Linked DNA regions of Homo sapiens: region 1 is linked to region 2. The links are chromatin loops, found by intact Hi-C in ENCODE. Cell type or tissue: ovary. All regions are shown on one strand.

The links. Peaks named below come from ENCODE experiments on the same cell type or tissue, not always from the same donor. Only the 100,000 strongest peaks of a DNase experiment are listed, where the experiment ranks them.
Region 1: a loop joins it to region 2, with 2.6 times the contacts of the local background. A loop is called at or near these places in 2 of 110 quality-filtered maps.

Annotation. Positions count from the first base shown.
Region 1 is chr4:11,410,703-11,418,702 of GRCh38, forward strand. All of the region lies in intron 1 of HS3ST1 (heparan sulfate-glucosamine 3-sulfotransferase 1), which reads right to left. It also overlaps the pseudogene RNA5SP156. Among named protein-coding and RNA genes, the nearest start is that of HS3ST1, 14 kb to the right of the region's middle. In ovary, no CTCF peak of the experiment used is centred here; no DNase peak of the experiment used is centred here; H3K27ac peaks cover 1,968 bases.
Region 2 is chr4:11,291,672-11,299,671 of GRCh38, forward strand. No RefSeq gene overlaps it. Among named protein-coding and RNA genes, the nearest start is that of MIR572, 73 kb to the right of the region's middle. In ovary, no CTCF peak of the experiment used is centred here; no DNase peak of the experiment used is centred here; H3K27ac peaks cover 1,207 bases.

The DNA of each region.
Region 1 (8,000 bases), 120 kb after region 2:
CAAACATGGTGAAACCCTGTCTCTACTAAAAATACAAAAATTAGCCAGGCGTGGTGGCACACGCCTGTAATCCCAGCTACTCAGGAGGCTGAGGCAGGAGAATTGCTTGAACCTGGGAGGCAGAGTTTGCAGTGAGCCAAGATCACACCATGGCACTCCAGCCTGGGCAACAGAGCGAGACTCCATCTCAAAAAATAAATAAATAAATAAATAAATAAAAAAGTAGAGGAAAAATAGCCCTGGCATTGGGATGAAGCATATAGTCCTGAACTTAAATCTCAGCAGTGTCACTTCACTATGTACAGGCTCTGACTTGAGAAAAGTTAATGGTGTAACTTGGAAACTTTTGTTCAGCTTTGGCCCAGGAACTTTTTACTATCTTTCTTTTTAGGTATGTGTGCTCTTGGTTTATCATGATCATTTGAAAACAAACATTTAAGAGAGTGCTTAGTATTGCCAGGCACCATGAAAAACACCAGGGATAGAGCAATGACAAAGCGGCATCCATGCCTGAAAGAGCTCAAGGGGAAAACTGGCATAGAAATAATATGAGTAGTATGCCCTAGTGGGTTTTGATTTTATATTGAAAAAACTGTTGCACTTCATATGATAGCACTAAATAAAGCAATAGTACATGGTTCTTTCCTCTGGCCCACATACATATACACACCACTGTGATTTCCATCTGTCCCTTACTTGAAATGTTTTTAAAGTGTCATTCAAGTTGAATATTTCATTATACTGATGCTTCAGGTTCTACAAGTAAATTAGTATCTCATTTGCCTCTAACTCAAGCTTTACTTTAAACAGGAGGTGCTGTTTAATCATCTTGCTAATCTTGAAATATTTAAATGCCATGTAATCTATCCAGAGAAACAACACCTAGATCGTGCACACCACACAGCCCCCTCTGTAATCTCTTGTTATCTCTTATTATAATTACACTATCTTCAGATTAAATGCACTGGTGTATGTCAAGTTAATCCATCAGTGGCCTGGTCATCTGTTCTTTCTGAATGTTGATGCAAAATGATTTACATTTTATATTTTTAAAATGTTATTTATTATTACTTAAGTAATGTCAGAAGGAGAAGTTCAGGAATCATCAAGATGAATTACAGGAGCTCGGAGTCGGGAGGCTGGTGATTAAGGGCCTGGGTTTGAATCCTGGCTGCACCCATACTGGCTCCATAGGACCAAGAGCAAGCCATGTGATCTCTATATGAATTTTCCCATCTGAAATATGGGGATGGTAACAGCACCAACCTCATGGGATTGTCATGGGGATCAAAGGAGGTGTGACTGTGTGAACTGTTAAAGAGTGGGGCTGGCATAGAAAACTCCCACCAAATTTCAGTTTTTGTAACCGTCAGACTTCCATATCCCAATAGCTGATAAAGCTTCTATTCAGGTAATCAATAATTCGGACACATAAGATGCATATCCACAAAGTCTTCTTTGCTCGAAAGGGCCAAAGCACCAGGGTAAATAGGGTGCTGAACTGGGAGATAGGAGCTGGGGTCTAGTCCCTGGTTCTGTCTTGACTTCCATGTGATGGTCAGCAAGACACAGGGATACTCTAAGCCTTGTTTACAGAGTGAAACGATTGGGTCGTAAATTCTAAGATAGTATAAGATCAATCTAAAACATGAATGCTTTAGAGGATTGAGAAACATACGGGTTGATCATGCATGGCTCTCTTGGAATCCAGAATTTCAAGAGAATTTTCCAAGAGCCACGGAATCCAAAATTCCTAGCCAAAGTGATTACTGTTAAAAATTAACCACAAAGTTTTGTCACCAATGTGGGCATCTAACATTTTATAGGTTAAAAGTAGCACCATATATCAAACTTCTAAGCTGCTGAGGTCTCCTTGATGGGGAGGGGGAAGAATACAGCCTTTAGTGGAAAAGAGGCTGTTTCCTTGGATAGGGTCTCTCAAACTGCACTTGCTGCTCTGATTCCACTCAGATCATACTTAGCACTCATTCAATGAATATTCATTGAACCCAGGACCTGATTGAGAGGTGGATCAGTTAGACTGAGAAATAATCTATGAAGAATGCTTAACCATTACTAGAATGAAACAAGGCAAAGAAGAAAGCATTATACTCCTACGGACTGAATGTTTGTGTCCTTACAAAATTAATATGTTAAAATCAAATCCCCATCATGATGGTATTGGAGGTGGGGCCCCTAGGAGGCAAGTAGGTCATGAGGGTGAAGACGTCATGAATGGTATTAGCGCCCTTCTAAGAAGAGGCCAGAAATCTGGCTTATTTTCTTTCTGCCATGTGGGGTACAAGGAGAATTCAGCAGGGGCTGCAACCCAGAAGAGGGCTCTCACCAGAACCCAAGCATGCTGGCATCCTGGCCTCAGACTTCCAGCCTGCAGAACTGTGAGAAGTCAGTTTCTGTTGTTCATAAGCCATCAGGCCTATGGTGCTTGGTCATAGTAGCCCTAATTAACTAAGATAAGTATTATATAAAAAGTTTATCAGTGACAATAAAGCATACCATTAGAAGAGAATCCTTCCAACCTGGGGCATGTGGTGGGATAAGATTTCCCTTATCCCCACACCAAACAGGCAGCTTAATCACCTTCTAGGCTGGAGGAAGGCAGTTTGCTCTAAGACTTCTGCTTGCTTAAATGAGGTATGGACGATTGGGAGTGAGTAGAATTGCTTAGGAAAAGAGCCGAGGACTGAGAACTGCCACAGGGGTCTAGTTTCCTGGTTTGTGCCACATATGACACTCAGCCTCTTCCGCCTCTTCCTTAGCAAATGGAGAAGCAAACTTTGTAAAGTATCAGGGTTTGAGAGTATCCACAATTCAGAGTCAAGGCCTAAATAAATGTACGGTGCATCAGGCACTAAGAAATTAGAGACACAGTTGACACCCACCCTGTCTCTTCCCTCAAACAACTTGGGACCATGCAGGGTATAGGGTGTGGAGAGGGAACAATAGGAGAGAAGGTACAAAACAAAACAAAAACAGCCATGATCACCTTAGGGTTAGGGCTGTGAGAGGGCTAAGGACAGGATGCTTGTGGGAAGAGCACAGAGGCTCATCGATAATGGACTGAGAGATCTACATGAAAACCATTTTGGTCTTATTCATACTTTATGAGATAAGAAGAAGGATAGCAGAGCTACAATTAGAAATAGATTGCTTTGTGTTTCAAAATTGAAAAAAAAACCATGTGAACATGAGTTATTGTCTGTTAATAACTGCATTCCTTCCTCTAAATCATAGTGAGAAAGAAGGAAAAACAAAGATATTGGCAGGAGAAATGAAGGACTAGCAGGAGGATGCATGAGATAGGCTTCTTTCCTTTCTTTTTTTTAAAGCATAAAACACTGGATCTTCCTGGACAGTCTTCCATCCCAAGTACTAACCAGGCCTGACCATGCTTAGCTTCTGCAGTCAGGCACTTGCAGGGCGGTATAGCTGCAGGCAAGAGAGCCTTTGCTATGTTGCTCTTTATTCTGTCATGTTCATTAGATTTGATGGGACCTCAGCAAGGTTCACTCATCAAGTCCTGGTTCCATCTCCTTTCAAGAGGGGCCTGTGGCATATAATTGTTGTGTCTCTCTTTGAGTGTGTGTGTGTGTGTATATATACATATACACGCGTGTGTGGTTGTTCCAATGATGAACTGAGTTTTCAAGACTTCCTGCTTCTCACAACCTTCTCAAGGTCATCAGCACATTAATGAAGGAAGCTATGCCTAGAGGTCCTGAAATGTTCTAGCCCATAGCATGGTACCATAAAGATGAGTTTTCAGAGGCGTCTAAAGAATAAAACTGACTGTGGCTTCCTTGGTGAAGTCAGTCCCATTGCTTTTCTACTTTAACAACCGTATTTACTTCCCCAACCAGCTAGCGTGAACACTCAGGCCTGGCTTTGTATTCCAGATTGATATCAAATCTAAACCAACAGATTCGTTAGTGTCCAACATGCCAAGGAAGATGAGTAGGCTTGGCCAAAGAACAGTAGCTCATGTTAAATAAGCTTTGGAAATTGTGTTGAGATTTCTGGATTGGTTTTTCACAGTTTTTCTTCAAATGCTTAGATTCATAGAGAGAATTTTAATACTGTGAGTCACTAAGTTGGAATCCAGGATTTCTTTCTACAATTATTATCCCCTTTCCTCACCCCCACAATGTAAGATTAGCAAATTCAGACACTGAAGAGGGTTAGATGTCATTTGCTCAGGTCACAGGTAACCAAGCCCAGAAATGTAAGAAGAAAATGAGGTCCCATCCCAAGGAACCCACTGTGTAAGGGGAAAGATGGATTTGGAAACAAACACTGCCAATCCAATGAGATGAAAGAAACTGTGGAATAGACATTATTTCATCAACATTAAGGAGGTTGGGATGAGGAAATTTGGAATATGCTTCATGGAGAAGGCACCTGAGGAAAGTTCAGGGGTCTGGTGAGGACAAAAACAAAGTTCAACACTTTGAACTAATGTCCAGGCTAAAGTATGTAAATAGGGAAACAGAGAAATAAATGGATGGGGCAGAAAGATCAAAGCAATCATGTTTAAATTATCTTGGGTTTGCATTCTGGGTTAGTTACATGCCCTTGAAGAAGCTATTTTTCACTCTGGGCCTAATTTCCCTATCTTGAAGAAAGGGACCAGTGCTTGTTTTCTTAGGTGGAATTAAGTAAAATATTATAGAAAAAACATTTTAGCCCACCTGACATATGATAGACTCACAATAAATAATTGCTCAATAGTATTCACTCAATCAATAATAGCTCAATGATATTAACTTGAAGAGAAAAGTGAAAGAAAAATATTAGTAATAACTTAGGTTTAACAACTATTTTTGTCTGCTTAAATAGTTGTCATAAGTAAAGAAAGAAACAACATTCTGAAAATTGATGAGTAAGAAAGAAACATTCTCCAGTGAAAGCAGAAAAATGCTGCTCTATTGATAGCTGTGCAGAGACAGATGACAAAGAAAAAGCAGAATAAAAAGCCTAAAGTGGCTCTTAATCTAGTGTTTTTAAAGGACAACTTATCATAAGATAATTAGCCTTTGTGCTGCCTTTAGCAGAGAACCTTAAGAACTAAAGCAAGAAAAAGGAGCAGGTGATGACAATCTTAAACCAAACACATGGGTTTGTCTAAATGAATAGGGCCCACTGGTCTATGTCACCAAATGACCCAATGACAATGCAGAGAGAGTGCTTCTGCGGAAATGTGTGCAGCTAAGGAGACTTGTGTGGGGGTGAGAAGCCGGCAGGAGCAGGCTGCTCCAGTACGCCTGGAAGTGTAAAAACATTCCTAGAACAGGTGCCTTCCTGGTTGGGGAAGGGCTGATGCACATAAGAACTCCCATGAGAGAGTTCAGGGAAGGGCAGAGTGCAGGTAGCATTGACCTTACCCAGGGGACATTTTCTCAGGTCACTTTAAACCCTTCATGAGATGACAAAGGACAGCTGCCAATCTGAACTCAGGCAATCCGAATGAAAAGATCTGCCTCCCCTCAAAGACTGATAATTCTGTTTATCATAGTGGTACTTTCACTTCCTAACAACCATGACCAAATGCCCCTCCTTTCATCGCCCCTCACCACATAAATCCATATTTCACTCAGGGATCAAGGACTTATACTCTGGACTAGGCACGAGAGGTGTGAAGGGGCATGAAGGGGCATGACCGTGGTTCTGTCCTGCTCTCTGGGAGCTGTCTCCTGAGGGATGCAGCCAAGTCAATGAGCAATGACAACAGTGCCACCTGCACAATGTGGAGAGCTCCAGGAGGACTGAAGAGGTGGTGCCTCGTTCAGGGTATGCCAGGTTAGGCTGAGATCAACACCTACATCTCTGTCCCTCCTCCCTTTGGCTGTTTGTCCCATGAGGGTTGGTGGCAGGACACTGCTCATTCGAGTCTCTCAGAGAGGCAGAAAGACGGAGCAGGTACTCTCCGGAGTAGTGCCAGTCACCAGGCTGGTGGGGAGGAGATCTGACACAAAGCATGGGCTGGCTCTTAAAGCTTCAGGCCAGGTGACCACACATCAGTTCCCCTTGCTTTTGCATGGCCCTGCTGAACTCCAACTAGGAAGGAAAGCATGTCCCATCAAGTGCCTGGAAGAGAGTGATCCAAGGCAAAAGGCACACATGCAGTGATTTACTATGGAGAGGGAGCAGTGTATTGGGACAGAGCTAGACAGCTCTTAAAGAATGATACAGTCTGAACCTGATAAGAAAAGGGAGAACGTACAAAAGTTCTACGCAGAGGAAACAGTATGCGTAGGGGTGTGAATGCTCACATTCCTGATTTATCTGGGAACAAAGGGTGGTCCTGAGGTCAGATTATGAGGTATGTATACAGAACAGAGAGTGGCTAATGATGAGGCTTAATAAATTAGAATGTGAGAGCCATCCTGCAGAACTTGAATTTTGGTACTACTTTCATTATTTAAAAAAACAAAAACTGAAAGGACAGCCAGCTTTCCAGCACCCACTATGTGTATTAAACATTCTAAGTTAATCAAATGCATTATAATTAAAATAATCAGTAAATGCATTATCATATTTAATCCTGGCTATTCTATGAAATGGAGGGCGTTATGTTCCATGGTTTTTCACTCCACAATTATTTCCTGGGTGACCACTGTCTGCCAGGCATTGGTTCAGATTAGAGACAGATTTTGGTGGGGGCGGCTCTAGACAAAGTCCCCATCCTCTTACAATTTCATCTATTAGACTAAATTAAATGTTAATAAATGAGTGTATGAAAAATACATAATTAAAAATCATGGAAGAATACCTGAAGTTTAGAGAGATTATTCACCTGCCCAAGGTGATATTGTGATGAAGTGATGTGGCTAGGACTTGATCTCTTCTTGCATCTAAAAGTCCTGCACTTAAACATTAATATTATGAGTAATGGAAATCCATGGAACATTCTGAATTATGGGACTGGGCAATAACCTAATTATATTCGTGTTTTACAAAGATTTCTCAGGTTAGCAAGAGAGATTAACATAGAGAAATATTGCAGATTGCAAATGGCTGTAAAAATGACAGAGCTGGGAAGGAAAAACAAAACAGAAGCCAGAAAGATATCAGATTTGTATTTTAGCTGAAGACGGCAGTAAAAGACAAGTGATGAAGCTGAGCAGGATCAATCTCCAATTGTAATATACAAACAGAAGTGTAATTGTTGCCCAAAGGCAAGAGGGATCAATTCAGAGTTACCATATTCGATTCATTTTCCTCTTTCACTGCTTCAAATGTCTTTGTGCCTCAGTTTCCTATTCTGTAATGATTTTGCCTGTGAGCCTGTGACCTAGTTTTTGGCCAAGAGGACACAAGGGGAAAATATTCTGGCATTTGAGAAAGATTTTCCTCTGTGATTAAAAGAGAGCCCCTCTCTTCTCAGCCCCTCTGCACCTTGCTCCCCTCCTACTTTAGAGCAGAGTGATGACATCGGCTGCTTTGGGACACTGTGGCACTTTAGCCACCTGGAGGGGAGGATCGGCCAGAAGGCAGAGGTGGACTGGAAGGCAATAAGCAGCTAGATCTATGATGACATTTGTAATCTGCTTTTCAATCAAAATCAGGCTTACCAGCAAGAAAAATAATCATTGCTATTAAGTGCAGCATTATAGACACTTAACTACATACCAGGCTCTCTAATGGGTGCTTTGCATACATTATGAAATGTGATTCTCACAACAAAAGTCCATAAGGAAATATAATTCTGTTTGACAGATAAGGCGACAAAGGTTCGATGAGGCAAAGTCATTTCCCTGTCATCAAATGCTTCAAATACTACACTCCCTTTTGGATCAGGGAATAGTCTCTCATACCCAGAGCCACCATGAATTTCAAACTGCGTGGCGAATGGAGCTCTGGCCCCAAGAATGATCCTGCATCACAGAATGACTGGTAACAATGTACTCATCACCCCAGAAAGGATCAGTTCCCATGGTGCAGGCAGGTGGGGCTTAGGGACAGGAGGAAGGCCAGGATAC
Region 2 (8,000 bases):
TGGATTTTCCCAAGTTTCTAGATGGTTGGTAAGGCATCCTAAAGAGAGGAGACTATGTCTAACTCACTAGGCGTATCCATGCTGACAGCAGCCTCAAGAAATGTGGTTGGTGGACTCCCTAAGCACAGATTGAATTGAAAAAGGGCTGAATCCCTCCCTTCCAGGGCTGCAGCAAGAATTAATGGAGAAAACTGATGCAAAAGTGAAAATTCCCTCATAAACTGTAAAGCCCTGTGCACATGCAAAGGAGTGTTTCTACTGTGCTACGACCATTGCCTGGCACAGGGATCCTAATAGGCCTAGCAAACTGATTTTAGGATTAGACTGATGAAGAAAAAGTTATGAGGGGCAGAGGGAGTAAGAGAGAAACAAAAAGGCAGAGAAAATCGGATTTGAAAATAAGTGTGTGTGTGTGTGTGTGTGTGTGTGTGTGTTTGAGTGACAGATAGACTGTGGTGGCAAGGAGAGAGAGAGAGAGAGAAAATCAGAAGCAAAGAAAGGAGGTTGAAGAGACTGAGGCAAGAACTTGGAGAAGAGAGCCGAGTCTGTATCATGCAGGGTGGCATTTAGAAAAGGCCTCCTGCGTGCAAGGGTATGCACTTAATAAAAAATATTTTTAAATAAACTGGAACTGATTTTGAGGAGCCACATTATATAACATCTGTTTGAGTCCTTAAATCCTAACCAGAACCAATGCCTTAGAAGATGGATTATTACTGACAAGCCTGAACTTTATTGCTCAGAAGAAGCCAATTTTTTCAAAACCAGAAAGCCCAAGGTGGCCTCTGAGCCTGGACACACACTCTGGGTGACCTTTCATTTTTCAAGTGCCCAGGCTGGAGCCACCATTCCCAGCTTTTGATGTACTCCCAGGTCCTCAGGCTGCTGCCCGGGCCTTGTCCCATCTCTGAAGCCAGATGGCAAGCAGTCCATCTCTCCCTCCGAAAACTTTCTGGAACACTGTGGGCTCCTCTTTGCTGAAACCATACCCAGGGAAGCATCACTTACTTCTTTCTCTGGCACTCTCAGGTGTTCTCATATTCATGGACTCATTTTCCTGCATGCTGTGCTAAACTCTTGAGAATAAGTCCTCTTAGGTCATTGACAGAGGGTCATTTGTCAGTTAAGTGCCCAGTGACTAGCACCATATTTGGTGCTGAGGATTACAAGCCTTTTTTGTGTGTCTATGTGATGGAGTCTTGCTCTGTTGCCCAGGCTGGAGTGCAATAGGCTCACTGCAACCTCCACCACTGGGATTCAAGTGACTCTCCTGCCTCAGCCTCCTGAGTAGCTGGGATTACAGGGTTTTTTTGTTTTGTTTTTTTTTTTTTTGTAATTTTTGTATTTTTAGTAGAGACAGGTTTTGCTGTGTTAGCCAGGCTGGTCTCAAACTCCTGACCTCAAGTGATTCACCTGCCTCGGCTCCCAAAGTGCTGGGATTACAGGTGTGAGCCCCTGTGCCTGGCCTACATGCTTATTTGAGGAGTAAAGAATGAATAAATGGGCTGGGCACAGTGGCTCATGCCTGTAATCCTATCACTTTGGGAGTCCCAGGTGGGCAGATCAACTGAGTTCAGGAGTTCAAGACCAGCCTGGCCAACATGGTGAAACCCCATCTCTACTAAAATATAGAAATTAGCCGGACATGATGGCGGGTGCCTGTAATCCCATCTACTCTGGAGACCGAGACGGGAGAATTGCTTGAACCCGGGAGACGGTGGTTGCAGTGAGCTGAGATCACACCACTGCACTCCAGCCTGGATGGCTAAGTGAGGCTCCGTCTCAAAATAAATAAATAAATAAATAAATAAATAAATAAATAAATAAATAAATAAATGAAAAAATAATGTCCTATTGGATGGAGATAATAGTTCACACTCAGAGGCAGATATCTTATTAGATAGTATGGTGTTTCCTACTAAGATTCCATCTCAACATCTGAAATTGTCTCCTCCTATCCTCATAAAAGCAGCCAGCTTCTCCAAGGACTGCAAACAGAACATAGGCACTACTACTTCTCCTACTAAGTAAAATATTTTTAAATTAGCTGGGCCCAGTGGCTCACATCTGTAATCCTAGCACTTTGGGAGGCTGAGGCAGGAGGATCACTTGAGCCCAAGAGTTCAAGACCAGCTTGGACAATGTACAGAAACCCTGTCTCTACAAAAATTAAAAATATAGTAAATAAATGAATAAATAAATAAATCTTTCCAAATCCCCTGTAACCTGTAACTGCAGACCACACCACTTACCAAGTTGTAAAACTGTCACTTAAAAAGCAAACAAAGAAACAAGCAAAAATGCCCTGCCATAAAGAAGTGTCTGAGAGCAGAACTTGAGAGCTAAAAGGCCAGCCTCTGTATTTTGCTTGTCTTTCTGGAAAGAGCACACTATGAATCAGCTAACCCAGTATGCAAGTACTCTGTCAACGCAGAGATAAGTCATCTCAGGCAAGTTGTTTAACATTACTCTCTAGGGTTCAGATTTTTTCTTCTATAAAATGTGGATAAAGGTAGTTACCTTCTAGCATTATGTAAACCTCCCTGCATAGCATCTGGCACAAAGTATATGTTCAGTAAATCCAGTTTTGTTCTCAGTGCTCAGGCTCTCACCTGCGTGTTTTTGCACATGGTGTTCCTTCTTCTTGCAATTCCCAGCCTATTTTGCCTTCCCTTGCAAAGTTCTTCCTTTTCAAGACCCAGATCAAAAGCCACCTACTTACGCATTCAAAGGTACCCTCCTTGCAAGGGGAAGTACAATCTTCAAATTGCAGTAAGAAAACAAGGCGTCCTGCTTTCCCGAGGGTACAGCCATTGATCTTCAAAGAATCTGATCAGCTGCTTACCTTGCCAGTGGGGCATCATTTTGAAGTGATTTTCTGTGAGAGATCACGCTGTATTGATCTGGTGGGAGGCCAGAGGCCCTGAATATTAAAAAGTAGGTGTTGGGGTGTTGCGGTGAGGAGAGTTGGAAGTTTCCTATTTTATCACTTCCCTGGAGGATCTGACAGCCCGGAGCTTAGGGGCAACATGAATGTGGTGGGGCTTCAGCTTTGCTGGGAGCCAGAGAGGTCCTCTCCTCCTCCCTCATTTGCTGTATCAGGTGGATTCTAGATTGCAGTTGGTGGTGCTTGTCATTCTGGTGTGGAAGTCACACCCATTAAAGATGGCCCAACAAAGGTTTATGGTCAGCTCAGGGCCCTGCCCTCTACTCACCTGAGAAACCAAGCAGAATCTAAAGCTGGCACACTCAGCATCTTTGATGTGTTTACTTACACACTTTATTATTTATTTTATTTCTTTATTATTTTGAGGCAGAGTCTTGCTGTGTTGCCCAGGCTGGAGTGCAGTGGCAAGATCTCGGCTCACTATAACCTCTGCCTTTTAGGTTCAAGTGATTCTCATGCCTCAGCCTCTCAAGTAGTTGGGACTACAGTCATGTCCCCAGCTAATTTTGGTATTTTTAGTAAAGACAGGGTTTTACCATGTTGACCAGGCTGATCTTGAACTCCTAACCTCATGTGATCTGCCCTCCTCAGCCTCCCAAAGTGTTGAGATTATAGGCATGAGCCATCGCACTCGGCCTACTCACTTACTTAACTATTAATATCTTTGTATTTATCCCATTCATGATGCTGTCTAGAATGGAAGCCACACACAAAAATGATTAAATACAGTTCCTGGCCTCGGGAGGTGTATGGATTTGCTAGGTCACAATTAGCACGGCATTTAACAGAAAACAGAACAACAGCAAGAGTTGAGGCTTTAGCGTAAGAACCATTGTGGACAAATCCTTCTGTCAGGTACTCTCTATGACCTTAGTGAGTTATTGAACCTCTCTGAGCTTCCATCTTCTGAGCTGTAAATGGGGGTAAATGTACAAATGTTACTGAGCTGTCTCACGGAAATTGGAGCTGGCCTATGCAAATGTCTGGCAGGTGGAAGGTGTAAAATATAATGCAGTGACTATTAGCAATGCTGCAGACCTTCCCCTGAAATGTTCCTATCTCTCCTCCATCTCCACTATCTCCTGAAAGGGGAAGGGAAGAGGCATTTGAATCTTCTCTGTGTTTCACATACCCTAGTGTAACAGGGAAACAGCAAAGGAATGAACATAACTATCTCTATTTTTGTTTAAGGGGCCTTTACCCCTTCCTGTACGTAGGCTGCAGTAATTTTAGGGCACTGAGAACTGAGATACTATGCAAAAACAACAATTACGTAGTTTTTAAAACTAAGTCTGAGATTAACACGGAAGTATGTAAACAAACATATTTGTTAAAGATTTATGGAAACATTGTGACCTGACCAAGGACAAAGAAGTTTCTAACCTCCTTGGATTCTCACTGCCATCCAGATATCTGTGGTTGTTGGTTACCCCTTGATCCCAACCCGCTTTTCTTCCCCCTGACCTTAACATTAAAAGAGCCTGAATTTTGCACTGACTGAAGATGGTATTTTAGAATGCTGGTTCACCATCTTCTTGGTTTGCTGGTTCTCTGAATAAATCGGCTTTTCCTTCCACCAATCCTCGTCTCGAGCCTGGCTTTCAAGTAGCCCAACATGGATGTGGTTACAGTAGCAGGTACTTTACAAAGATAGGATGTTTTCTAATCTACCTAGAAATTCAGTGAGGTAGGTATCATTTCAAGTTCATAGGTGAGAAATTTGAGGATGGAGAATGTCTCTCTCTCTTTCCCTTTCTTTCATTTCTTTCTTTCTTTCTTTCTTTCTTTCTTTTTCTTTCTTTCCTTCCTTCCTTCTTCCTTCCTTTTCCTTCCTTCCTTCTTTTCTTCCTTCCTTCCTTCTTTCCTTTCTTCCTCCCTCCTTTCCTTTTTCTTTTTCTTTCTTTCTTTCTTCCTTTTTCTCGCTCTCCTTCTCTCTTTCTTTCTTTCCTTCTTTTTTTTATTTGACAGAATTTCTCTGTTTTGCCCAAGCTGAAGTGCAGTGACGCAATCTCGGCTCCCTGCAACCTCTGCCTTCGGGTTTCAAGCGATTCTCCTGCTTTAGCCACCTGAGTAGTTGGGATTACAAGCACCTGCCACCACGCCTGGCTAATTTTTTTTCATTGTTTTTAGTAGAGACAGGGTTTCACCATCTTGGCCAGGCTGGTCTCGAACTCCTCACCTTGTGATCCGCCCACCTCAGCCTCCCAAAGTGCTGGGATTACAGGAGTGAGCCACCACGCCCGTACCAAAAATGTCTGTTTCTTAACCAAGGTCACACAACTAAGGATTATCCAGGCAGGAATTAATTAGTACCTGATGTATTCCATTATGAAAAGTGTGCTCGTTCTACTCTCCCATACTGGGGGTAATAAGGAAGGTATATTGATATCACTCAGAGACAGCATTGTGCCATGGTTAAATGCATAGACTCTGAATCCCAGCTCCAACACGTGCTAGTCATGTGACTTTGGGCAGGTTCCTGAATTTTCCTCTTCCTCAGTTTCTTTTTATTCATAAACTGGAGATTCTAAATCAATGTTGATAAGGTGCTTGGAATAGTGGCTGATACCTTATAAATGTTATATAAATGTTTGCTAATTACAGAAGTAGAAACATAGGACAATGAAATCTCAGGCCTGACTTATTCATTCAGTAACAGAACTATAACTGGACTCCAGGTCTCCAAATCGTGGGCCTCATATACATAGGTGCTTAATAATAGCTGTTGAATAAACTGATGATTCATTTGAATCAAAAGGGGAAAGTGACTCAGTTAAGTAGGAGGTGCCAGGCTCACAGACCTGGGAGGAAGACCAGGGATTATTTCTCATTATAAAGACGGAAAAATTGAGAGTCAGGAATGTTAAGTGTCATGCCCAAGTCTCCTTGCTAGTAAAGGGCAGAACTGCGGTGACCTGATTCTAAGGCTACCGTTCTTGCCTTGGGCCAAGCAGCCTTTCAGGAAACCCAGATAGTTAATATGTGAATTCTCCCTCTCTCCCAAATCATCATGAGTATCGAATGAATTCAGGCCTGTGTGAGTTACTTTCAGCAATAACATCTCTTTTTAAAATGTTGCATTTGCATCTTTTATCTGCAAGACTCTGATTAATTATAAAAACTGATAAAATTTTGGTTCATAGTGACAGGATGTGTGCTGCATAATTAGAATGGGGTGAATCACACCAGATGGGGCATCACACAAGTCTGCGTAAAAAAAGATGAACCACAAAGGGCAAATAGAAAGTGACAAAAGTAAATGCAGAAACCATAGCTGAAAATAAAAGGTGTCTCAGAGTAATTGCTGGCTCCAGAGCTCATTCCCACGTCTGCACTGCCACTCTTGCTACAGATATCCTTGCATTTATTCACCTAACATGTATAAATGAGAGGATCATTAATCATGCATTCATATTATTATTTAGAACTATTTATTGTCCTTTGTTCTTAAAGCAAAATGACCTTATTTCAAATAGGAGGGAAAGTAAAATTTTTATGAAGTCTTTATTATATCTGCTCAGTTAAAATAATAATAAATTTCCTATTAATAATACTTGCCTGATATATAAAAATTCAAAAAAGGCATTCATAGCAAACTCTTATTTTTGAGGGGGGTGTGTTGAATATTCTTCAAATACAATATTTTTATTTGCTCTTTACTACTCCATGATAGTAATACAGCATAATTTACTCAGTTTTCTCTATGGTAAATTTTGGTAATTTCTAATTTGGAAAAGTAATGATTAGTGGGCTCAGTTTTGTGCTTTGAATTAATTGGCAGATTTTTAAAAACTAAGATTATGAAAATCAGATAATCTAAATTGTACACACTGTTCTATGACTGTTGACAGTCATATTGTTGAAGGATGTTGTTAGCTAAATTACATGAAACCAAAATAACCATTAATAAATTTTCATATGTTAGTATTCAAATCCAGGAATTACAACACCCTGAAATTACCAAAAGCTCAAATAATAATAACACAAAGTGGAGGGAAAAGGAAGAAACATGAGCTTTGGAATCAGACCAAGCCAAGCGTGATCCAGTCACACAGCCAAGTAACTGACATGCAGTCCTTCTTTTCTCTTACCCTGTTAATGCAGACACTGAACTACCTTTCCCCAGGAATATACAGATAATGATAGCCCAACCTGCTGTTTATTAACCTTTGTTTTTTCTACATAATTATATGGTCTCCTTTTTAATTTGCATATGTGAACACAATGTAAAATAGCTAATTGTGTTTGTTACTAATTGCATTTTTAATTCACTATCACAAAGATTCTGCCTTAGCCAACACAACAGAAGTGCTATTATAGAACAATTATCACTTCTAATGTGTCAAGACCCAGGAAAATAAGGCACTTCAGACATCATGGACCCTTACACTTCCCTTAATGTTCTGGATGTGCCCTTGTCCTCGAGTCAAGGTTTATGCCATTTCCTCAAGTTTGCCTGGTGACAGTCTCTCCTCTTTCACAACTCAGCTCAAGCCTCAGTCCCTCAGGGAAGATTTTCAGGCCCCTGGATAGAAATAGTCACATTTTTCTACGTGCTACCGTGGCACCACACAATTGCTGGTCTGAACATCAAACTCACTTTCCCGGACTTGTCTGTGCATGTCCATACCCTCTGCTCACCTGTGTGCTCCTGGAAGGCTGATATGGTTTGGCTGTGTCCCCACCCAAATTTCATCTTGAACTGTAGCTCCCATAATTCCCACGTGTTGTGGGAGGGACCTGGTGGGAGATAATTGAATCATGGGGGCGGTTTGGTTTTCCCCATACTGCTCTCATGGCAGCGAATAAGCCTCACAAGATCTAATGGTTTGATAAAGGGAAACCCCTTTCGCTTGGTTCTCATTCTCTCTCTTCCCTGCAGCCATGTAAGATGTGCCTTTTGCCTTCTGCCATGATTACAAGGCCTCCCCAGCCGTGTAGAACTGCGAACACATTACATCTCTTTTTCTTTATAAATTATCCAGTCTTGGATATGTCTTTATCAGCAGTGTGAGAATGGACTAATACAAATGCATAAACAGGTACCTTAGCC